Linked DNA regions of Homo sapiens: regions 2 and 3 are each linked to region 1. Evidence: chromatin loops called from intact Hi-C (ENCODE). Cell type or tissue: dorsolateral prefrontal cortex. All regions are shown on one strand.

Region 1 (4,000 bases):
ATTATATCTTTTTATTTTTTATTTTTTAAGACACAGTCTCACTGTGTTGCCCAGGTTGGAGTGCAGTGGTGTGATCTCAGCTCACGGCAACCTCTGCCTCCCAGGTTCAAGAAGTTCTCCCAAGTAGCTGGGACTACAGGTGTGCACCACCATGCCCACTATTTTTTTTTTTTTTGGCATTTTTAGTAGAGATGGGATTTCTCCATGTTGCCCAGGCTGGTCTTGATCTCTTGGCCTCAAGTGATTCCCCCACCTCGACCTCCCAAAGTGCTGGGTTTATAGGCGTCACCACCAGGCACGGCCATATCTTTTAGTCACTGATTCTTTCTGCTGTCTCCTCTTTCAACTGAGCTTTATTTTTGGTTATTGTATTTTTTAGTTTTAAAATTTCCAGGCTGGGCACGGTGGCTCACACCTGTAATCCCAGCACTTTGGGAGGCCAAGGCAGGTGGATCACCTGAGGTCAGGAGTTCAAGAGCAGCCTGGCCAACATGGCGAAACTCCATCTCTACTAAAAATACAAAAATTAGCCAGGTGTGGTGGCGTGTGCCTGCAGTCCCAGCTACTTGGGAGGCTGAGGCAGGAGAATCACTTGAACCTGGGAGGTGGAGGTTGCAGTGAGCCGAGATCACGCCATTGCACTCCAGCCTGGGTGACAAGAATGAGACTCCGTCTCAAAAAAAAAAAAAATTTTTTTTTGTTTGGTCCTTCTTTATATATTGTATTTCCTTGCTGAGATTTTCTTTTTTCATTTGGTTCAAATACATTTGCAATTGCCCATGGAAGCATTTTTATGCTAGCTGTTTAAAAATTTTTGTCAGATTGTTCTTTATGATTTCATCATCTCAGCGCTGGAATCTATTGATTGATTCAGTTTGAGTTCTTCCTGGATCTTTGTGTGAATAGTGATCTTCATTTGAAACCTGGAAATTCTGGGGAATTACGTTATGAGGCTCATGGGTCTTCCTTACGCCTTCTGTTTTAGCTGGTTTCTTCTGATACTACTCTGGTGAGGGGGTTGCTGTCTCATTATTGTCAAATGAGGGTTCCAGGTTCCAAATGAAGTCCAGGTTCTCCTCTTGGTTTCCTTTGAAACCTGAGGTGGAGGTTCTGTGTTGCTGCTGGGAAGATGTGGAAGTTCTGGCTCCCTACTGAAGCCACCACTGACCCTTCCCTGGCTGGGAGAAGTAGGGATGCATCGTTACTGCTCCCCAGATGGCCTTCACTGACACCATGTAGGGGGGCGGTGTGTTTGTGAACTCTTTATGGCAGTGGTATAAATTCTGACTCTATACTAAACCCTTTTGGATATGACCCAGCTGGGCAAATGGGGACTTCATTTCAGCCTGGTGAAGATGGGGAGTCTGGGATCTGCACTCGGGCTTTGCTGGTGTTGGGGAGGTGAAACCGCACTTCCTTTCTGGAGTGTTTGGCTGGAGTGTGGTGGCAATTATCTGAAAGTTTTCTGTCTTGGTAGCCTACCCCTTTCCTGGACCTTTGGCTAGATAGAGCAGGACTTCTGTTGATAGCATTTTTTTTTTTGCCTGCATCTATTGATCTTTCTGGGTTGCTGAGTTTTCTGCTGCAAGTCTGCAAAATATGAGGCAAAAAGAAAACTCCAGACCTCAACATCATGTCATTCCTCAGGTCCTGAGGTCCTGAGCTGGTCTGCCTTCTTCTCTTCATTGAATAATCCCCAGACTCTTCTTATGTTTGTTTTCTGTACAATGTTTGGGCTTTTTAGTTGTACTTAGTGGGGAGAATAAGGAAAAAGTATGTCTACTCCATTTCCCTGGGAGCAGAAGTCCCCACTCTGGCCTGCCCTCAACCATGAACCCCCAAAGTTTTCATCTGAAGTTCCTCCCAGCAATCTCTAATTTGCCCTGGAGAAGTGGAGTCACTGTTTCAGAGCTGGGATCCCCATGCTCTCTGGGACGTGACAGCTGTTCTTTAAGCAGAGAGATACAAAATTAGTCAAAGTACAGTTGCTCATTTTTCAAACATGTTTAATGACAGAATACATTTGCATGCTAAACAAGTATATCTGGATTCTAAGAAAGTAAGGAATCTCAAGTGGGGGATATTTATTTAGTTCTGAATTAACAGATGTGATCTCTCTCTCTCTCTCTATCCCTCTCCCTCTCTCTCTTTTCCTTCTTATTTACCTTTTATCCCATTGTTGTCTTTTAATTAAACAATTCCTTCACAGGATGTTCCTTCATTGAGAATTATTAAAGATGTAAGCCTTCCTTTATCAAACAGCGGGCTGTGTTAATTATTGTATAGACTTTACATTTGGCTCTGGGGAAACTTGAGAATTGGGTGAGAGAAGGTGCTTCATTAATTGGTTGAGCAAGATTGTGCCTTTAATGGATACAAAGCCACGGAAGCGTTTGTGGGGCTGGAACAGTCCGCGGTTGTTGGCGAGGACAGAGGCGGCCAGTGTTGGGAGCTCTGCAGACAGTTCCTGCTTCTGCACTGACTGTAGGACGTGCTCTGCATAAGCAGATAGAGGACAGAGGGGGTGGGGAGGAACTAGCACTATAGGGGCCTGACCCAGAGCTGGTGGCTGCACCACCATCCTGAGCAGAGCCATGAAAACTTAGGCTGCCTTTGCACGGTGGGGTCTCAGTGGTTGCGGGCTGGGAGGGAGGTGGGCCAGCAGCCATGTGGTAGAGAATGGGAGCTTCTCCCTTGTGCTATCTGTGCTGGGCTGCACATCTCTGTGATACTGGGAGATTGTGTGGACAGGGACCCAAGGGTGTTCTGAGCTTTCCTTCTGTTAATGAACAAATTAGTTGGTTGTGATTATTGGACACATAGGAGTGGCCAGTGAAGGAAAACAGAAAGAGCTGGCCTGGTCTCTGTCTTGTCAGTTTTCACTCTGGAGGGGAGGCAGAAAACACACACACACACACACACACACACAGACACACACACACACTTGGATCTTCTTGTAGAGACACAGGTATAAACAGTCTCAGGAACAACCTATCACAACAGGTCTGTACACACACATACACAGACACCCCGGACACACACACACAGACTCCATTATGCAGACACTCACAACACACACACACACACACACACACACAAACACACTCAAACCCACATGTACATTCATGCCATATACTGGCATACTAACATATTACACACAGACACATAGATGCTCAGACACAAGAGCTCCCCCGACAGACACACAGACACACACACATCCATCCATCTTCTAATATAGAGGTGAGCATAGAGGCAGGATGGAGAAGACCCAGATGGGAAGTGTGTATAAGTGTGTATAGCCATTACAAAGGAATCAGAAGCTTGTATTGGTTCCATGCCCCATGCCTTCCATGTAAATACATTCATTTTTTAACCCTAAACTATTGGTAATTTTGTCTCTAGAGACTCAGGTGTGTTCATTCCTTTGACATACACAGGCAAGAAAGCAAAGGAACTTAAAACAACGACAGTGCATGTATGTACAGCTCTTGAGTTTGCAATTAGTTCAGCCAACTTTTACTGATGCTCAACTGCAGGCCCTGTGGAATGTCCTGGGCATACAGCTGTGAAAAAGATGAGCTCCTTCTGTTCCATGAGCTCCTGGACTTTCAAAGTGAAGTCATGTTCAGGAGCCTGGGGGCACTGACACACACTCACACAAACACCAACACACACTGTCCACACACATATATCTGTGCACATATGCACACACACAGACACTTGCACACAAGTACACACCTGCACATGCCCATGCACACACATGGACACTTGTGCACACTCCTGCACATATACATGCACACACATGCTTGCACACACACACACTTGCGCACACAGGCACACTCAATTGTTTCATTTGCTTATAACCCCCTGTGGGTTCTGCAGAACCCTCAGACAGGTGTGGCTTTGAGTCCCAGCCCTGTCGCTGACTATCTGTGTGATGGTGGCACTCAGTCTCCCTGGGCTCGCTTTCCTCATCTGTAGGGTGGGAACAGTCGTTCCT
Region 2 (4,000 bases), 84 kb after region 1:
AATAAACCTCATGTACTTGTGTTCATAAAGAAAAAAAAAATCCTTTTCTACCCCTAGATCAGAAAGATATTCACCTATGTAAAAGTCCTAAAGTTAGCTTCTGTCATTTAAGTGCTTTTTTTTTTTTAGACGGCGTCTCGCTCTGTCGCCAGGCTGGAGTGCAGTGGCGCAATCTCAGCTCACTGCAACCTCCGCCTCCCGGGTTCAAGCGATTCTCCCACCTCAGCCTGCTGAGTAGCTGGGACTAGAGGTGCCCGCCACCACGCTCAGCTAATTTTGTACTTTTAGTAGAGACGGGGTTTCACCATGTTGACCAGAATGGTCTCGATCTCTTGACCTCATGATCCGCTCACCTCGGCCTCCCAAAGTGCTGGGATTATAGGCATGAGCCACCATGCCCAGCCCTGTCATTTAAGTTCTTAATACAACTACAGCTAATTTTTGTGTTTGGAATGAGTTAGGTTTTGAAATTAACCTTTTTTCCCAAGTGGATAATCATATTTTCTTATCCTATTTATTGAATAGTCCTCATCTGTCTGATGACCTGACCTGCCACTTTGGACATCTAGAACCTTTTTACTTATGAATAATATCTGTTTTAGGACTTTGTATTCTATTCTGCACTAGTACTACCATTGCTTAATTGCTATAGATTCATAATAATTTTTGATATTTGATAAAACAAACCTCTTCACTCTTCCTTCTCAGAAGTGTACTGGCTATTCTTCCATGTAAATTTTAGAATTAGCTTATTAGGGTTCATGAAAATTCTGTCAGAATCTTGAATAGAATTGCATTAAATATACAGATAAGTATGGGAAGAATTTATGTCTACATAAGATTATGTATCCTTATCCACAAGTATGTTATATATCTTCATTTATTTAAGTGTTTCAGAGACCAGATAGGGCCTGTGTTTCAATAGTTCTCTTGCCTGCTGTCAGGCAAATCTTTGTCACTTACCCTTCCATATCATACTGTGAGCTATCCCCCAAAACATTATACATTCTTGTATCTTGTCTGAATTCTATGTCTGCTCTTACTCAAGATAATGGCGATGGTTGTCTGACATCAAGGAGTCTGGATATGTGCTTTGGAGCTATCACTATGACCCCCACCAAAATTTGACCACAGTGTGGGATCCCTTATCTCATCCTGGTGGTTAATTTATCAGTGATTTTTATGAGTGCTTGCTTTCATTTTTTGGTAGTTCAGGTATCCTGTGCTTTGTTATTAGATATTCTAGTTTCACACCCTTGTTCCCCTGCTACCTAATCTACATGATTAACCAGTAGTCTCTCCAACAACATTTACCCTTGCTCATGATCTTTCTCCTTACTCTCTTAGGGGTAGCCTTTTATGAGAGGGCAAAGAGTTTTGCCTTTTTTTTTTCAATTTATTTTACAAGTACTTATTGAATGGAGCTGGCTATTGGGAAGCATTACAAATGTATGCCCTGGGGGAGGGGGTATCACACAGTATAAGATGGGAGCCATCGTGGTTGGCTGGCTGGAACTGTGGGTCAATCATAGAGTCTTCTGCAGGAGAACTGTTCCTTTCAGTGATCCTAGTACCAAAACCGACCAGCTGTCAGGATTCATGGCATCTGTCCACTTGTGTTTGATTGCTAGCAGAGCTGAGGCATGCCCACCATCCAGGTCCTTGCCATATACTTTGGGAGAAAAGATATAGAATTTGAGCCTGAAAATATTTCATTGCTTTCCTGATGTGACGTTGGTAAGTTATTCAGCTCCTCTAAGCCTCAGTCTTACTCCTTATAAAATGGAATCAATGATAGCTTCCTCAGAGTGTGATGTTACAGTAGTTTATGTCTTCTTTGTCCTTCTTGTCTCAAGATTCCAGAAAGGAGAAAGTAGGAACAGTGCAATGAGGTCATTTTTCATCTGTCCATCAGCTGCTGCAATACTGGGCAAGCGCTGGAGGGAGGGGATGCTAGGGTTCTCCAGAGAAACAGAATCAAGTCTGTGTGTGTGTGTGTGTGAGTGTGTGTGTGTAGAAAGAGAGAGAGACAGAGAGAGATAGAGAGATTTTAAGGAATCGGCTCACACAATTACAGAGACTGAAATCTGCAGAGTGAGCCAGCAGGTTGGAGACCCAGGAGAGGGCCAATAATGCAGATGAAGTTTGAAGGCCATCTGCTGCAAAATTCCCTCTTGTTGGGAGAGGCCAGCCTTCTGTTCTATTCATGCCTTCAACTGATTGGATGAGGCCCACTCACATCATGGAGGGCAATCTGCTTTACTCAAAGTCAGAGGATTTAAATATAACCTCATCCCAAAACCATCCATCTCACAGAAACAGCCAGAATGTTTGACCAAGTATCTGGACATTGTGGCCCATCTAAGTTTACATAAAATTAACCATTACAGAGGGACTTTGGGAAGCTCTTTTTGGCAGCATATCTATCTCTTCTTTGATAATTGGGACATTTTTCAAACATGTGTAAACCTCCAGGAGAATTGCAATATTCCTCCATGTCCATTCTGCACATTTCTGCAGAGGCAGGATTACAGAATGAGTAAGATCACAGATGTGGGGTCAGGTGGCCTGGGTTGAACTCTGGCTCTGCCTAGTACGGAACTTAGGCAAGTTACTTACCCTGTCTGTTCCTCAGTTTCCCCATTGGGAAATGAGGGTAAATAGTATACCTCTCTTACAGGGTAGCAGTGAGGATTATCTGTTGATTGGATTCCTGTGCACAGTTTCCTTCTTCCTGTTGCTCTGCTGCAAGACATTGGGGAGTTTCTAATGTTTTGCTGAAATGGGCAGTGCTGTAGTGAACAGTATCCTGTTGCTTTCCTTGTGCCCTATGTATGTGGCACAGGGCAGGCAAGTTGGCAGGTTTCTTAGCTATTGCCAAAGGGATCTCCAAGTTCGTTACACTTTATTTTTCACATCCTGGCAAATATTTGGTTGACACTGTTACACTTTAAAATCTCTGCCTGTAAGATGGGTATAAGTGGTGTCTCCTTATAATGTGCATTTCTCCATTTATAGATGTTTGAATATCTTCTTAGGTACCCATTGGCCATTGGCTTCTAAACCCTTATGGAAAGAGAGCTGCTCTCACATTTGGTGTCTGCTGATGGCAGCCTCCTCGCGTACTTGGGCTGGGTGAATATGGGAAGTACTCATGCACACCTGGGCTCCACGAGTGGCTGCCACATGTCCTGCTGGCTGCTGGTGGCCTTGGCAGCTCTCAGAAGCTGCCTGAGCTCTCAGGAGTCTGGATTAGTTGGGCTTCCCTGATTAGTCACTGAAGTAATATTCTAAATGGGGCACAAGTGCCAGGGAATTAAAAATACTTCTTGTTTTTGAATAAGAAGCTGACATGTTCTTAGGACATCAGGGCTATATCTGGATGAACAGCTGTCAGCTGCCTCATGGGCTCTCCCATCCAGCTGATGTGCCAAGGGCTCCCCGTTCTCCTGGCTCCCTGACTTCCCAAGAGCAAGTCTCATTAGACAAAGTTCAGTGAGGGCAGCTGCCTCCTGGCTCTTCATCATCAACTCTATCCCCATGGCTCAACACGTGCTTGACACATTGTAGGTATGCATTTTCATTTGTTAAATGAATGTGTCAAGTGTCTACAGATGCCCAGGAGGTTCTGGGTTAGTCTGGTTCTGGGCTTCATTGGGTTCAGGAGACAGAAGAAAGGGAAGCCCTTTTTTGCTCTTGTGGGTTTGCTGTTGACTTGTGCAATGAATCAAACTAGCTGGAGGACAGTCATCCCTTGCTCTGCAAGCGGAGTTAGGGCCAACCCTAAGATCTTGCTGTACCTTGAGAACATTTAAGACATTGAATTTTCATCAGTCTTTATGGCTTTCTTCTGTTTATCTTTGTATCCCCAGCACAATACATGAGGTGTGGACATAGTATGTGCACAATGAATATTTACTGATGGAATAAACAAACCAATGGAGGAAGGCACAATGATTCTCATTAACCACGGTTTTGAAATGCCACTTTTGTATCTGTA
Region 3 (4,000 bases), 270 kb before region 1:
AAGGAAGTTCCTGGAGGAAACTGCTGTTCGAATAGTCAGACTGTAAGTTGGTGCTGCCGCTTGGACCCAGGGCCTCTTTTCTGCCTGAGCAGGTTGTTCTTCAGAACCTCACCGTCTAGGCCCATGCCTACCTACACCCCAAGGGACGGCCCTCGTTGAAGTCAATCTTGCTTTGCCGCCCGGGGTCCCACAGAGAGCTGCTGTTCCTGGTCCCCTCAAGGGCTACTGCCAGTGATAACAGCTGTGGATGAGGCTGCAGGCATTGATAGTCTGGAGTTAGGCCCTGGGTCCCCTCTCTGGATTCCCCACAAGCCCGTGCTGAACTCACGGTGTCAGGGTGCTGAACTCACAGGTGTCAGGGTTCTCCTTCATTCTGGAGTCACTCCTGTGCAGGTGCACACACAGGCATGTGCAACACACACACACATGCATGCATATACTCAGGCACACACACATCCACCTGTACTCAAGAGCACACACACGTGCACATATGCATGAGGGCACACACACTTTCTCATTTTATAGACTACACTCCAGCACCACCCACTTCCTCAAATTTTGGGTTCAAGAGGCTCCCTTCATTCCTTATTGCCATGGCTTAGCCCTCTAGATTGGGAGGTTGGACTTAACTGGCAGTGAGCAGATGGATACCTTATGCCAGGCGTGTGGGAGAGGCCACGGGTCATACTGCCTCTGAGCTGCTGCTGTTCCTAGTCCTGGGCTGGCCTGTGACAGCCCCTTCCTCTGGGATACTGTCCTTTCTGACAGGCATTGGGCCCAGGAAGGCAGCTGGGTCTGTGTCCAACATCTCAGCTAGGCTCTCTGAGCCCTCCCTCCCAGCCTGGAAACAGCCAGTTTCCTGGCCAATGGCCATGGTTGAGAAAGAAGAACCCAGAGTTCCCCTTCTGGACCTGAGGTGTGGGCAGGGTGGACTGGAGGGGATGAGGTGGCCCCTTTTGTTTCTAGGTCTAGGACATGAGTACTTTGACAATTTTCCTCCTGGAGCCATTTCTCCAGGTTTCTCTTGGGGGCCAGCTAAGGCTGTCCCTCAGCACTCACAGTCACCTCTTGTAATGGCAGACAGACTCTCTTTCCCAATTCTTGTAGCTGCGAGGTTGAAATCCTCTAGCTTTGTCCTCATAGCAGCTGTCTTCCCTCTTCACTGAGCCTTCTACTGCCCAGGAAATGCTGTCGCCTAACAACTCAGAGCATCCCTTCTGCCCTGCCTCTTCCCAGATAATTTCTAACCCATTCCATCCCTGGATGTGATTCTTTTTACACTTGGTTACCCATGGCTGTGCCTGTGGGTCTCCACCCTTTGGTTTTGTTCTGTGTTTCCCGTTGTATGAGTCAGGGGAGACTAAGTTATGCTGCAGTAACAAACAATCCAAAACTCCCAGCAGCTTTCATGACACAGTATTTCCTCCTCCTGCTGTGTGTCCATTGCCGGTCAGTGGGGAGCTTGGTCCCTCATGGTCACTTCACTTGGTTGTTGCCAGTTGCTGTGCCAGAGGGAAAGAGAGCTCTGGGGGGCTCAGCCTGGATGTGCTCACATCACTTCTGCTTATGACTCGTTGGCCACAACCAGCCATGTGGCCACAGCCAGTCACAAGGGATCCAGGAAGCACAGCCCTACTATGTGCCTGGAAGCAGAGAGAACTGGAAACAACTGGTGAGCAACAGAATTGCCTCTTTACCATTCATGGCTAAACAGCCCTCCTATTTCCTTGGCGTTTCATTAAAATAACAGCAACAAACAAAAAGCAAAAAACAGTTTTGGGTACGGGATGCTAGTTGGGCAGAATCTGTGGCTCCCATTGATACCCCACTGTGTACTCAGCGACTTGTCCCTCCTCTGCAGACCTCTGGGCAGCCCTTCCATGTGCTGGGAAGTTAGGAAGCCTGGGTCCCCAGCCTAGGCTGGGGTTGCACCTCTGCTTTTCTCCATGTCTGCCAATCTTGTGCTCTGTAAACTAGTGCCTGGACAAGCCCAGCTCTCAGGACCATTGAGCTAGTCATGAGGTAAAGATTGGGTTCTCTGCCCAGCCACCGACAGGACCAGCACCCATGACCTCCCCCTGTCCCCGTAGCTGGACTTTGGCAAGTCTGCACTTTCCACGGCTTCAGCCCTGTGGCCCTGTCCCTCATATAGACTCCCACGTCTTGCCCCTGCTGCCCCACGAAGTGGCAGCCCTCTCCTGCTAATGGCAGTGGGCTGGGGCAGAGACCACGCATCTCTCTGCCATTGCTGGCCTGTGACAGCCCCTTTCTCTGGGGTGCTGCCCTCTCTGACAGGCACTGGGCCCAGGAAGACAGCTGGGTCTGTGTCCAACAACTCAGCTAGACTCTCTGAGCCCTTCCTCCCAGCCTGTAAACAGCCAGTTTCCTGGCAGATGGCCACGGTTGAAGAAAGGAGAACCCAGAGTTCCCCTTTCTGGGCCTGAGGTGTGGGCAGAGTGGTCTGGAGGGTATGAGATGCCCCTTCCGTTTCTAGGTCCAAGCTGTAGGCAGTGTAGGTTACCAGTGGGTGAGGTGGGGGGTGTTAGCTGGGGGACTAGGGTGGTCCTGAGCCCAGGCTGCCCCTTCTCCTCCACCCAGGTGTGGGACATGTGGCCCTGATGGCCCCATCTTTCCAGTTTTCCCTCACACTCATCCCTCAACAGACCCTAGATGAGGCAGCTGGGCTCTGAGACTGCATCTCCACCTGGCCCACCCTGGTCCCCCACTGTGCTCAGCCTGGCCCTTCCCCATGCCTCCACTGGAGCATCCGTGGGGTGTCCAGGAGCTGAAGAGGCGGGAGTGTGGTGGCTGTCTCACACAGACTGGGGCTCCCACCCCTGCTCTGCTTTCTGACTCTGGGTGGGCAACCTCGGTTTCCCTGACTGTAAAATGGAATAGAGGACAGCTGAGAGGATCAGTTGAGGAAATGCACTAGAATAGCCCAGCCCAGGGTGAGCACAGGGCAGTGGCTGGGTGAAGAGGTGGAGGTCGCTGTGATCTTACTAGCCTGAGTGGTCTGTGGTGGAGACTTGTCCTCCTCTCACTTCCTGTTCTGGGCTGGGCAGTGTGAGCAGGTTCCCACAGCCTTGGCCCCACTTAGGGCGGGGGAGATGTGCAGCTTGGAGTTGAGCCCCAGCCATTCTGGGTGTCTCAAGAGAGCAGGGAAGGAGGTTAGTGTTGACGACATGGCTCATATGGAGGCTGCTCGGAGCCATCTGTATAGGCTGGGGCTCTGGGAACCTGTGGCCTGTCACGGCACGGTATTTCCATCTTACTGTGGCCTTGTCTGCTCTGAGTGCATAGAGTGGCCAGAATCCCACTGGCCTGCCCCTGCCTCCCCGGGACCTGGCCATAGGGCAGGCCTACCTTGCTCTATTTGGTGGAAAGGGGTCAGGTGGAAAGGTGTGGGTTCAGTTCCCAAATCTGATTGATTATCTGTGTGGTCTTGAACAGATCGCATTCCCTCTCTGACCCTCAGTCTCAACATCTGTGAAATGGGCCTGCCTTGGGGTTGTGGTGGTGGATCTAGAGAGGACGTATGGCCAGCAGGAGGGAGGCTGTGGTGAGCAACAGTCCACCATGGCGCCCGAGAGAGGGGTGCTTAGCGCCTTGGGGCTCATTCTCCCATTGAGGGCGTGGGTGCCGGCACATAGTATGCTCAGCAGGCATTCGTTCTTGTTGTGTCCCGGCCACCATGTTTTCCATCCTCCTGGGACCCTGCCAAGGTACACGACACCTCTTGGTCTCTGGGTCCTGTCTGGGTGCTAGCAACCCCCAGGTCCGGGCTGAGACACCGGCCTTGCTGCCTGGAGCTCTGGGCCCAGCCCACCCATGGTCTGGCTCTGCTGTGGCCTGTGCCCCTATAAACTGGGTCCTGGCCTGGCCTGGAAGGCTGTCTTCTTGCTGTCTGTCCCCCATGGCGCTCTTCCTTCTCAGTCCAAGGTGGAGACTTGAGGTCCTGCCATGGGTCCGCTCCTGGCCTGGGGCCGTGGGCCTTCTG

Evidence for each region. Hi-C counts contacts between places; a loop is a spot of excess contacts. Peaks named below come from ENCODE experiments on the same cell type or tissue, not always from the same donor. Only the 100,000 strongest peaks of a DNase experiment are listed, where the experiment ranks them.
Region 2: a loop joins it to region 1, with 2.0 times the contacts of the local background. A loop is called at or near these places in 3 of 110 quality-filtered maps.
Region 3: it touches region 1 in a loop (3-fold over the local background); 2 of 110 quality-filtered maps call a loop at or near these places.

The regions. Positions count from the first base shown.
Region 1 is chr10:86,086,440-86,090,439 of GRCh38, reverse strand. All of the region lies in intron 4 of GRID1 (glutamate ionotropic receptor delta type subunit 1), which reads left to right. Among named protein-coding and RNA genes, the nearest start is that of MIR346, 180 kb to the left of the region's middle. In dorsolateral prefrontal cortex, a CTCF peak has its summit at 2,372; a DNase peak (open chromatin) is centred at 2,459; H3K27ac peaks cover 591 bases.
Region 2 is chr10:86,002,743-86,006,742 of GRCh38, reverse strand. The region is part of intron 4 of GRID1 (glutamate ionotropic receptor delta type subunit 1); the gene reads left to right. Among named protein-coding and RNA genes, the nearest start is that of MIR346, 260 kb to the left of the region's middle. In dorsolateral prefrontal cortex, no CTCF peak of the experiment used is centred here; no DNase peak of the experiment used is centred here.
Region 3 is chr10:86,354,062-86,358,061 of GRCh38, reverse strand. The region is part of intron 2 of GRID1 (glutamate ionotropic receptor delta type subunit 1); the gene reads left to right. Among named protein-coding and RNA genes, the nearest start is that of GRID1, 11 kb to the left of the region's middle. In dorsolateral prefrontal cortex, a CTCF peak has its summit at 2,283; DNase peaks (open chromatin) are centred at 809 and 2,351; H3K4me3 peaks cover 584 bases; H3K27ac peaks cover 4,000 bases.